Regions from separate parts of the Homo sapiens genome. Here region 2 is linked to region 1. Evidence: read pairs that join two places in POLR2A ChIA-PET (ENCODE). Cell type or tissue: OCI-LY7. All regions are shown on one strand. Links, peaks and the distances in the headings refer to the core of each region. The heading gives the core; the rest is flanking DNA. Region 1 overlaps MIR4432HG (MIR4432 host gene). Region 2 has its middle 59 kb from the start of MIR4432HG.

Evidence for each region. ChIA-PET counts read pairs that join two places held together with the same protein. Peaks named below come from ENCODE experiments on the same cell type or tissue, not always from the same donor. Only the 100,000 strongest peaks of a DNase experiment are listed, where the experiment ranks them.
Region 2: POLR2A ChIA-PET joins it to region 1 with 5 read pairs; 4 of 35 experiments call an interaction of 5 or more read pairs at or near these places.

The regions. Positions count from the first base shown.
Region 1 is chr2:60,369,654-60,374,047 of GRCh38, reverse strand. The region is part of intron 1 of MIR4432HG (MIR4432 host gene); the gene reads left to right. Among named protein-coding and RNA genes, the nearest start is that of MIR4432, 16 kb to the left of the region's middle. In OCI-LY7, for the core only: no CTCF peak of the experiment used is centred there; DNase peaks (open chromatin) are centred at 2,217, 3,067, 3,357, 3,817 and 1 weaker place; H3K4me3 peaks cover 2,468 bases; H3K27ac peaks cover 2,817 bases.
Region 2 is chr2:60,448,511-60,452,904 of GRCh38, reverse strand. It overlaps a transcript of BCL11A not described here. Among named protein-coding and RNA genes, the nearest start is that of MIR4432HG, 59 kb to the right of the region's middle. RefSeq lists an enhancer at 1,719-1,808. In OCI-LY7, for the core only: no CTCF peak of the experiment used is centred there; no DNase peak of the experiment used is centred there; H3K27ac peaks cover 831 bases.

The DNA.
Region 1 (4,394 bases), core at 295-4,294:
TTGCTCACCTCTTCATATGACAACAATTTGGAAATCTTTTCTACAAAGAGGCTAGAAACCTAATTTAGTCTTTCCCTAACATGATTGATGAAAATTTATTTTTTGTTATTAATAATTAAGAAAAGGTCAGTTTTGTTGCTTGTTATTGGTACTATCATGTGAAGTTTTAGGATTGTTGACAAATTTGGGACATCTCTTAAGTTTCCTTCATATGTGAGCTGTAAGATTTCACAATGTTCTGAGTTTTCTGGTGCAGTAATTTATCTCACCTATTCTTTAAACTGATGACCCTCATTAACCAGGCCTTGAAAGGGCCCCATCTAGAGAGGGGTGGTGACACTTAAGCTTTATTCCCATCAAGGTACATTTGCCCCCGTACAAAACCTCTTCTCCTACCCCTCCAGTATTTATTCAGAGAAATTTCAAACCTAAGGAAAAGTTGGAAGACTAGTGCAATGGACACTTGTACAGCACTCACCAACATTCACCAATAAACATTTTGCTACATTTGCTTTACCTCTTTCTCAATCTCTACCTCTCCTTCTCTCCTGTCTATGCACACACACACACACACACACACACACACACACACACACACGCACCCCACCAACACATCACACACCACACATACACATGAGTTCAGGCTATATTTTCTAGGAATGAGGACATTTTTGTACATAGCCATAATACTATTTTCATGTCTCATAAATTTTCCATAGATATTATAATGTTATCTAATAAACACTCCATATGCTATGTGCGTATTTACTAATTGGTATCAAAAGTCCTTTGTAACCGCTCCCTTTCCTTTCCTCCCCCTCTCTTTCCTTTGCTTTTTCTTCATTTCCTCTCCTTGCCTCATCCTATCTATTAATCTTTGGTTACATTCTTACTTTTTGGTTCACAATGTCCTAGGATTACATTGCTCTATTTTACCCCCAGAGCTGGAATCAGCCATTCTCTCCAAGGAACCCTGGTTCAAGGATCCCTGTCAAAAACAAAGCACCTATTAACATGTGACAGATGCTGGGACATTACACTGTGGGGTGAACACCACCCTGTTATCTCTGGATCCCCTCTTTGTGAGCCAAGTCCTTGGGCTTGCTACTTAAGTACCAGGGAGACCACAGATGCTGGTGACACCTGGAGACTTTTTATCAGGTATTTGAGAGATGCAATTTGTCCTGTGGAAAAAGGCTCAGTCTGCAGACCCCTGGCCTTCTCTTGTGTACTCCTCTTCTGGCTGGGAGGTGGGGTGAGGAGAGAGTAGACCACAGAGACAGCCTGTAGCAAAGGAAGAAGAAATTTCTGGAAGTTTTTTTTATATCTAAATACTACTCCTCCCTGTATGACATCCAAGTCATTGTTTAAGGTCCACCCAGTGTCGTCTCTTAAAACACCAGTATCATGTCTGTAGATAGCTGGGAACTCAGTCTCCATCTGCATCTCTGGACCCTATGGTAGGAGCCTATGAAGAACAACCTGAAGCTTTGCCAGGGCCTTCAGCTATGGGTTTGGACATTGTCCAGAAAGAGCACCAAGTTTCCGCTTACACCTTCTGGGAGGACAGCCTTGGAGACCTGCAAACACATCCTGAGCTAGGGAGAGTCAGCAGGCCTGGGCCCTGAGGGGCAACCAGGGGTGACAACTAGGGTGCATTACTCAGACTTGCTTCCTGGTGCCACTTCAGAGGCATTAATATGTTTCTTTTGAGAACTGTCCTTTGAAAGAACTCTTGGAGTGGAGCTGATTCTGTAAACTTGATGCTATCTGGAAACCAGAGGACCAAACAAGCAGCCTGAGGAGGCCAGGAACCCTGGGGATGCGACCCAGGTATTAGTTGGAGAGCCCAGGAGAGGCCCCAGGGAGGCGCTGATGAAGTGGGACAGGACGTGATCACTACTGTGAGCTTCTAGGTGGGGGACAGGGCAGGAGAAGCCCCTCCCAGGGGTTGCCCGAAGTAGGCGCCTTGGCTGAGACCGAGGACCCTGGCAGGAAGGCCTTCTATAGAGACAGGATCTTCCATCTTTCTTCTACAAGTGGCTGAAGGAGGAAGTTGGAAAATCAGTTAACGTTTCTCCAGTGTGATCTCTTCACCTACAAAGCTGTGGATTAGATGACTAGTTTTCATGCATTTAAAAAAAAAAATCAGCAAAATGAGGCCTTCTGTGGAAGCCCAATTAGGTAGAAGTGCAGCTGCTCTATTTGAAGAGGAAGTTGGGGCCCCAAAGCCTTCCCAGAAGCCCCCTCTGCCAACCTTCCTCCACCCCTCCGTGGCCCCTGAAGGGAGCTCTGGTTTTTCTATAAACAGATTCCATCTGGAATAAAAAGCAAAGGTCTGAAAAGTTTTTCTCATTCTAAACATGCAACTACAGGCAGAAAATTGATTATTTGGAATCCTGCGTGGAATGCGCTTGTGAGGGCTGGTGAGGAGGCACAGGAAGTGCCTTCAGCATCATGTGTTTAGATGGCTGGGCGGGAGGGCCATCGAAGGACCCTGGAATCATTAGAACTGTTGGCGCTGACGAGGGCTAAGTGGACCAGAGAAGCCCGTGTCCTGTGGCTGTGGGTCTTGGGTGTGGGGAGTCAACGGAGCCGCTGGGTCCAAGTCTGAACGTGTCCTGAAATGCCTCCTAAAGCCTTCATTGTTTCTGGTCTGCTTAGCACAGGTCCGCATTAACACTGTGTAGAATGGCTATAGGCTTCCTAGAAAATATGAGCTAGGATGGTAGTTTTGAGACACTCTGTTCTGTGTAATTCTTGTTTTAGAAGAGGATTCATTCTATGTTTGCCCAAGATTCATAAGGAGTCTGTGCATACTAGACAAGAACTGACACTTCTGGAAGGTTTTAATTTTCAAAGAACATCCTATGATCTCATTTGATCCTCACAACAAATCAGAAAAACAGGCAGGGTAGGTATTAGACTCATTTGCAGATGAACAGACAGAAGCCTAAGGGAGGGTGAGTGGCGTGCTCACACATGGCTGGCACCTGTGAAGCTGGGACTGCATTTTCGATTCTCCAAGCCAGCCCCAGCTTCCCAATTCTGTGTAGATAGCGGATCAAATGCAGGTGGTTAGAAAAGAGTTTTGTTGCTGTGGCTTCTGTGAGCAAGATCAGCCACGGGCATGGTTAAAGGTGGAATTAAGACTTCTTACCAACTCCACTAAGTAGCTCCTCTAGGCTTCAAATGCCACTGAACATTTTGGGATCCACTGGGGAGAGTAGTGCCCACCCCCACTCCTGCCCAGGCTCCCATTGTAATTGCTTTTCCTGTAGCTCCCTGGGGCAGCAGGATGTGGCAAGAGTCTACAGACTTGAATGCTACTCCTAACTCTACTGCCAATGGTTCATGTGTCTTGGGCAACTGCGTTGACCCTCAGAGGATATTGAACTACAGCAGTGTTTCTCAAAGTGCTGTGCTTGGGCCACCTGTGACAAAGTTACGTGAGAGAGAGAGTGTGTGTGTGTGTGTGTGTGTGTGTGTGTGTGTGTGTGTGTGAATGTCCTGTGTGTGTATATATATTCCCAGGCTGCTCCCCAGATCCGCTGAATCAGAGTCTCTGGGCTGGGGCATCTTCTCCTTCGTTGATTCAGAGACACACTCAGGTTTGACGACCACTAGGCTAGAGGCTCCCCAAGTATCCTTCCAACTTAATGCCTCCTTTCTGCAATAACCCTCTTCCTTGACTCTGGGTGGGCTGAGATTTCTGTAGCGAAGGGTAGGACTTGATTTAACAGTAGGTTTAAAAAGCTGTTTCAGGCAGACTTGCAAAAACCTGAGAGTCCAAGGGGGAAGTTACAGAGTAGGGGATGCAGGAGTGAGTGCAGAGTGAGAAGGCACCTGTGTGCCTGTTTCAGAAATGAAAGTAACTTCCTAAACTCTGCTCATGCCAAGAAAAGTATGGGTACTGTGTTGCTGCTTATTAAAGACAAAATAAATCACTGTTCCAAGGAGACACTTCTTGCCTTTTCTTGCTATCCTATGTCTACTTCTCCATGATTCAGGTGCTGACGAGGACTTTCACCTGGGAGAAGAGCTCATTCTTCCTATCGTTTCCCTGGGAAGAACATGGCTGAAACAACTTACTGTACAGACCACAGAAGTGAGACCAAAAACACTGAGATGAGGAAGAGGTCAGCAAAAGAGTCATATTTTAAAATATGTGCAATACTTATTATAATTGTTCTGCGCACTCCTATGGTGTGTTAAAAGATTTCACACTTTATAAGGTCTGGCTTCCAAGCTGAATATGATATTGTCTTGTACTCAGGTTGCATATAAAAGTGGCTGTAACAGCTTAAAGAGCTAGTCTTAGGAGTAGACTCACAGACCAGTGTTAGATAGTTTATGCTTATGAATTTGAATTTGAATATTTTAATACACCAGGG
Region 2 (4,394 bases), core at 177-4,176, 79 kb before region 1:
GACCTGGGTCCTCCTTGGGGGGACGGAAGGGAGGGAGGCATGGGAAGACGACTCAGAGGTCAGAGATACTTGGGGAGGGGAGGCTGAGTTTGAAATCATGCTTAAGATGCCAGTGGCTCGACCTGTGGTTGGTTTAAGTTCTAATTTTTAAAAAGCTAGTTAGAGAACAGAAAATCATTGGGCCAAGTCACACCTGTACTTTTTTTTTCCCCCTCCTCTGTCTCCAACCTCTTTCTAGGTTCTTCACACACCCCCATTCGGCGTAGTACCCAGAGAGCTCAAGATGTGTGGCAGTTTTCGGATGGAAGCTCGAGAGCCCTTAAGTTCTGAGAAAATTTGAAGCCCCCAGGGGTGGGGTGGACGCGTGCCGCCCAGTCGACGTCAGCGTGGTCTGTCATCCTGCTAGTTTGTGATGTTTTCTGACAGTAGCCTCCAAGAAGCCGTTGTGCGAAGACAGAGTCCTGCAGAGTCCTTCCAGCCTAGGCCTGCAGCGCCATTTTATTTATATTTTTTAATAAAAAGTAAAAACAAAAAAACAGACCCACATTGGAACAGTGAATCAGTCCCATAGAGAGGGCCCGTGGACCATCGCTGTCATGAGTGATGCCCTGGCCCTTCTGAAACCAGCCAACCTAATTACCTGTATTGTGGAAATGCGCATGAGTCCCCAACCCCTTGTTTCTATACATTCTATGTTGTCTTTTAAAAAGTGTGCTTAACATTGACACAATAAATGTTGGAGCTTTAGGTGGTGTTTGCTTGTTCTTTAATTTTTAATGCTTATAAGACAATGAGGCTGCTTATGATTTTGTACTTCTGTACCTGTTTCCTACAGACACCCATCGGGTGGGTAGGAGGAACAGATTTGAGAAATGGGCAGGAGATGTAGGAGGGGAACTAGGTTACCGCTTATCAGATGGCATAAATTTTCAAGGAGAATCAAAATGCAAAACTTGGGAATAAATCATAGCAATATCATAATTAATGTAGTAGTAATATTGCTGTTTATTAATGCTGAAGTGTGGTTTTCCTAACTGTCTGACTTATAATTTGCATACCATTAAATAATGCATAATATGGCACGCCGAATCCTGTTTTTCAAATATATGCTTTTGGTGGCTACCATGCAGGATTTGAATTTGTCTTTTAATTTAGCTTAGGAAAGAACATCACTGGGCGAGCGGTAAATCCTAAAGAAGGTGATAAATGTCAGTAGTTTCTTATTAAATATTCTAATTTTAGGTTCCCAAACCTTCAGGAAATATATCTTAATGCAGACAAACAAACATAAAACTTCTTTAGTACTTACATCAGGAAATTTGGGGCAGATTTTAGAGGGGGGAAATTATAGGAGGAAAGAAGTTCACATCAGAACAGACAATCACAGCAATGCTCTATTCCTTAGAAATTAGTGCCACAAATAAGTTACATCTACAAACAGGTGGTAAAAATTCTTTCTGGCCCAGTTAATTTGCACAGAACTTTTCTCAGTTTGGTATTTTTTACTGCTTGGAGATCCAGAAGAGAATTAGAAACAACATAGCAAATTAAAATAGGTTTGTCAATAATAGAGCTCAGACACCTGTGTGCTGTAGATTCACATACAGGCCGTGAACCTAAGTGGGGAAAATCCTACCTATCCACCTTCTGGCTAGATTACCTAGCTTAGTGAAAAGATAGCCAAATAATTGGCATGTGAATTATTTCCTGCTTATTCATAATAAATAATGACTGTCTACAGTAGTGAACTACCTTATACTGTATACAGTGCTGTCTCGTGCATTATTTCACCTGCTCTCTGGGACAGATCTCACGACTTCTACTTTATGGAGGTGGAGATTGAGGCTTACCAAGGTTAAGGGCTTGCCAGAGGCCACATCAGTAAGAGAGAAAGCAGAGAAGCCAGGTTTTCTGGTTTCTTGTCCAGAGCTAATTTCACCAAACTCTGTTTAACTGATCAAAGGGAGTATCTTTTCCTGTGTTAGCACATAAGTCATAAATGTTCACAGACACACACATGTGGCTTACACATACAGACCCAGGATGGCCTTTGGTAAAGGCATGCAGAGTTGCCTCTTCCTACCAACAGATGTGTGCACTGAGAAAGGGAGGTTGCAGCCTCCTTGCCATCACCTTTCCCCTGTGGCTTTTCCATGACAAATAACCCTGATTGCACGAGTGGCCTGTTTGTGACTTCCTATCAATTAGTTGGGACTTCCAGACAAGAAGTTATTTCATAAAGAAACCCTCTCCCTGCCCCATGCTCTGCCTATGTGTTGCTGAAACATAAGACCATTAGGGTTTCTGTGATGGCTTCCTCCCTAAATGTGCTGAACTCCTTGCTGATGCCTAGAAAGAGTGACACCACTTCCAAAGGGAGGCCAGAACTGAAACAACAATCCTGGGTCTTGAGACAAGTTCAGCCTTTGTAACTGCACTTGGTGGTCACTACACTTTCATTTCTGGTCTGTGTTTCTACCCCCACTTTTTATATATTTCTTCTCAGAGTCAGTTTGTAAATAAGTGGATATCTCTAAAAGTGGGATTTTTAAGGGGCAAGAGGATAACAGAAGTGGATAAAGGATATTGTTTTATCCTCTTCACTGTGGAGAAGAACCCCCTCAAAACAAACAGAACAAAAAGACTGTCTTTTCCCATGGCTTTTAAAGTTGAAAGACAACAAAAATTTATTTACAGAATTTATTAGGAAACGGTATTGTGTTAGGGCTAGCCATTTTTTTTTTTTTTTTTTTTTTTTTAAGACAGAATCTCGCTCTGTCACCCAGGCTGGAGTGCAGTGGCAAGGACTCAGCTCACCACAACCTCCGCCTACTGGGTTCAAGGGATCCTCCTGCCTCAGCTTCCCAAGTAGCTGGGACTACAGGCACGCGCCACCACGCCCAGCTAATATTTTTTGTATTTTTAGTAGATACGGCGTTTCACCGTGTTAGCCAGGATGGTCTCCATCTCCTGATCTCGTGATCCACCCTCCTAGGCCTCCCATAGTGCTGGGATTAGAGGCATTGCACTACCTCACCTGGCCTAGGGCTAGACTTTTGAAACCCCATACAAGATTGACAATTTGGGAAGACATCTCTCTGTGTGATGAGTCAAGATCATGGTTATCCATGAATGGCAGAAGCAGGGAAGAGGCTCACAAATCTGCCAGGGGTTCTCACTGTGTCCTCTCTGCAGAGTGGAACTTCAGATTGCAGAGAGATAAATTGGTTGCCTGACATGAGCACAGACTAGAGGACAGAGTCCCAGCCACTTGGATGGAGGAGACCAAATACAGGGCATTGTTTTTACTTTCCCAAGCCTTTTGTGGGCTGTTCAGATTATTATTATTATTATTATTATTATTATTATTATTATTATTATTATTGTTGAGATGGAGTCTCACTCTATTGCCCAGGCTGGAGTGCAATGGCACGATCTTGGCTCACTGCAACCTCTACCTCCCGGGTTCAAGTGGTTCTCCTGCCTCAGCCTCCTGAGTGGCTGGGATTACAGGTGCGTACCACCTGGCTAATTTTTGTATTTTTAGTAGAGACGGGGTTTCACCATGTTGGTCAGGCTGGTCTCGAACTCCTGACCTCATGAGCCACCTGCCTCGGCCTCCCAAAGTGCTGGGATTACAGGTGTAAGCCACCGCGCCCGGACAGATTATTACACTGTATAAAAAAGGTCTGTTAGAATTGGGGTCCATGATGGGAGAGAAAGACACTCAAAGCCCCTGCAGCACCCAGCATCCAGCATGTTGAATATCAGCCTGTTTGAGAAATAATTGTTTCAAAAACCAGTGATCATTTAAAGAAAACTCTTAGGCAAGGAGTGCAATCTTGGAATCTGCTGAGGTCTAACTGAGTGCCCCAAACCTTGGCAGCATATTTTCTGGGCACTTTTGCTTGGAGTTTCCAAGAGCATTCAGATTAAAACCAAGCCCTTCAAGTGGTCAGGAATATCTTTCAGGTTTTGTATGCGTTGACATGATTTTTTTTTTTTTTTGATAGTGAGGTTAACATTGACGAAGATGGCTATATTTATTCCTATTTTTAAAAATTCTTATTTTATAATTCTTATTTTATAAATCAGTGTCCCCGGAAGTAATAGTAGGATTAGAATGGAAGTATTTTGTAGGCTGTTGGTTCTGTTCTTACAGTATGCCACATAGCTTTGACTCCTTTTGGAGTATAGTGTGAAGGAAGCAGATTTGAGGAATTTTGAGTCTGGTGGAAGTTCCAAAATAACTGGTGATGCAAGCACACCTTCCTTCTTCAAGAGTTCATCTTGAGTTCCTAACCAGCAGAGAAACAATATTATATTTCTTTCCTCTGACTGCCTAGGAGAGACAGTACTCTTCAGTTTGCATTCCCCTGGAGTTACATTAAGTC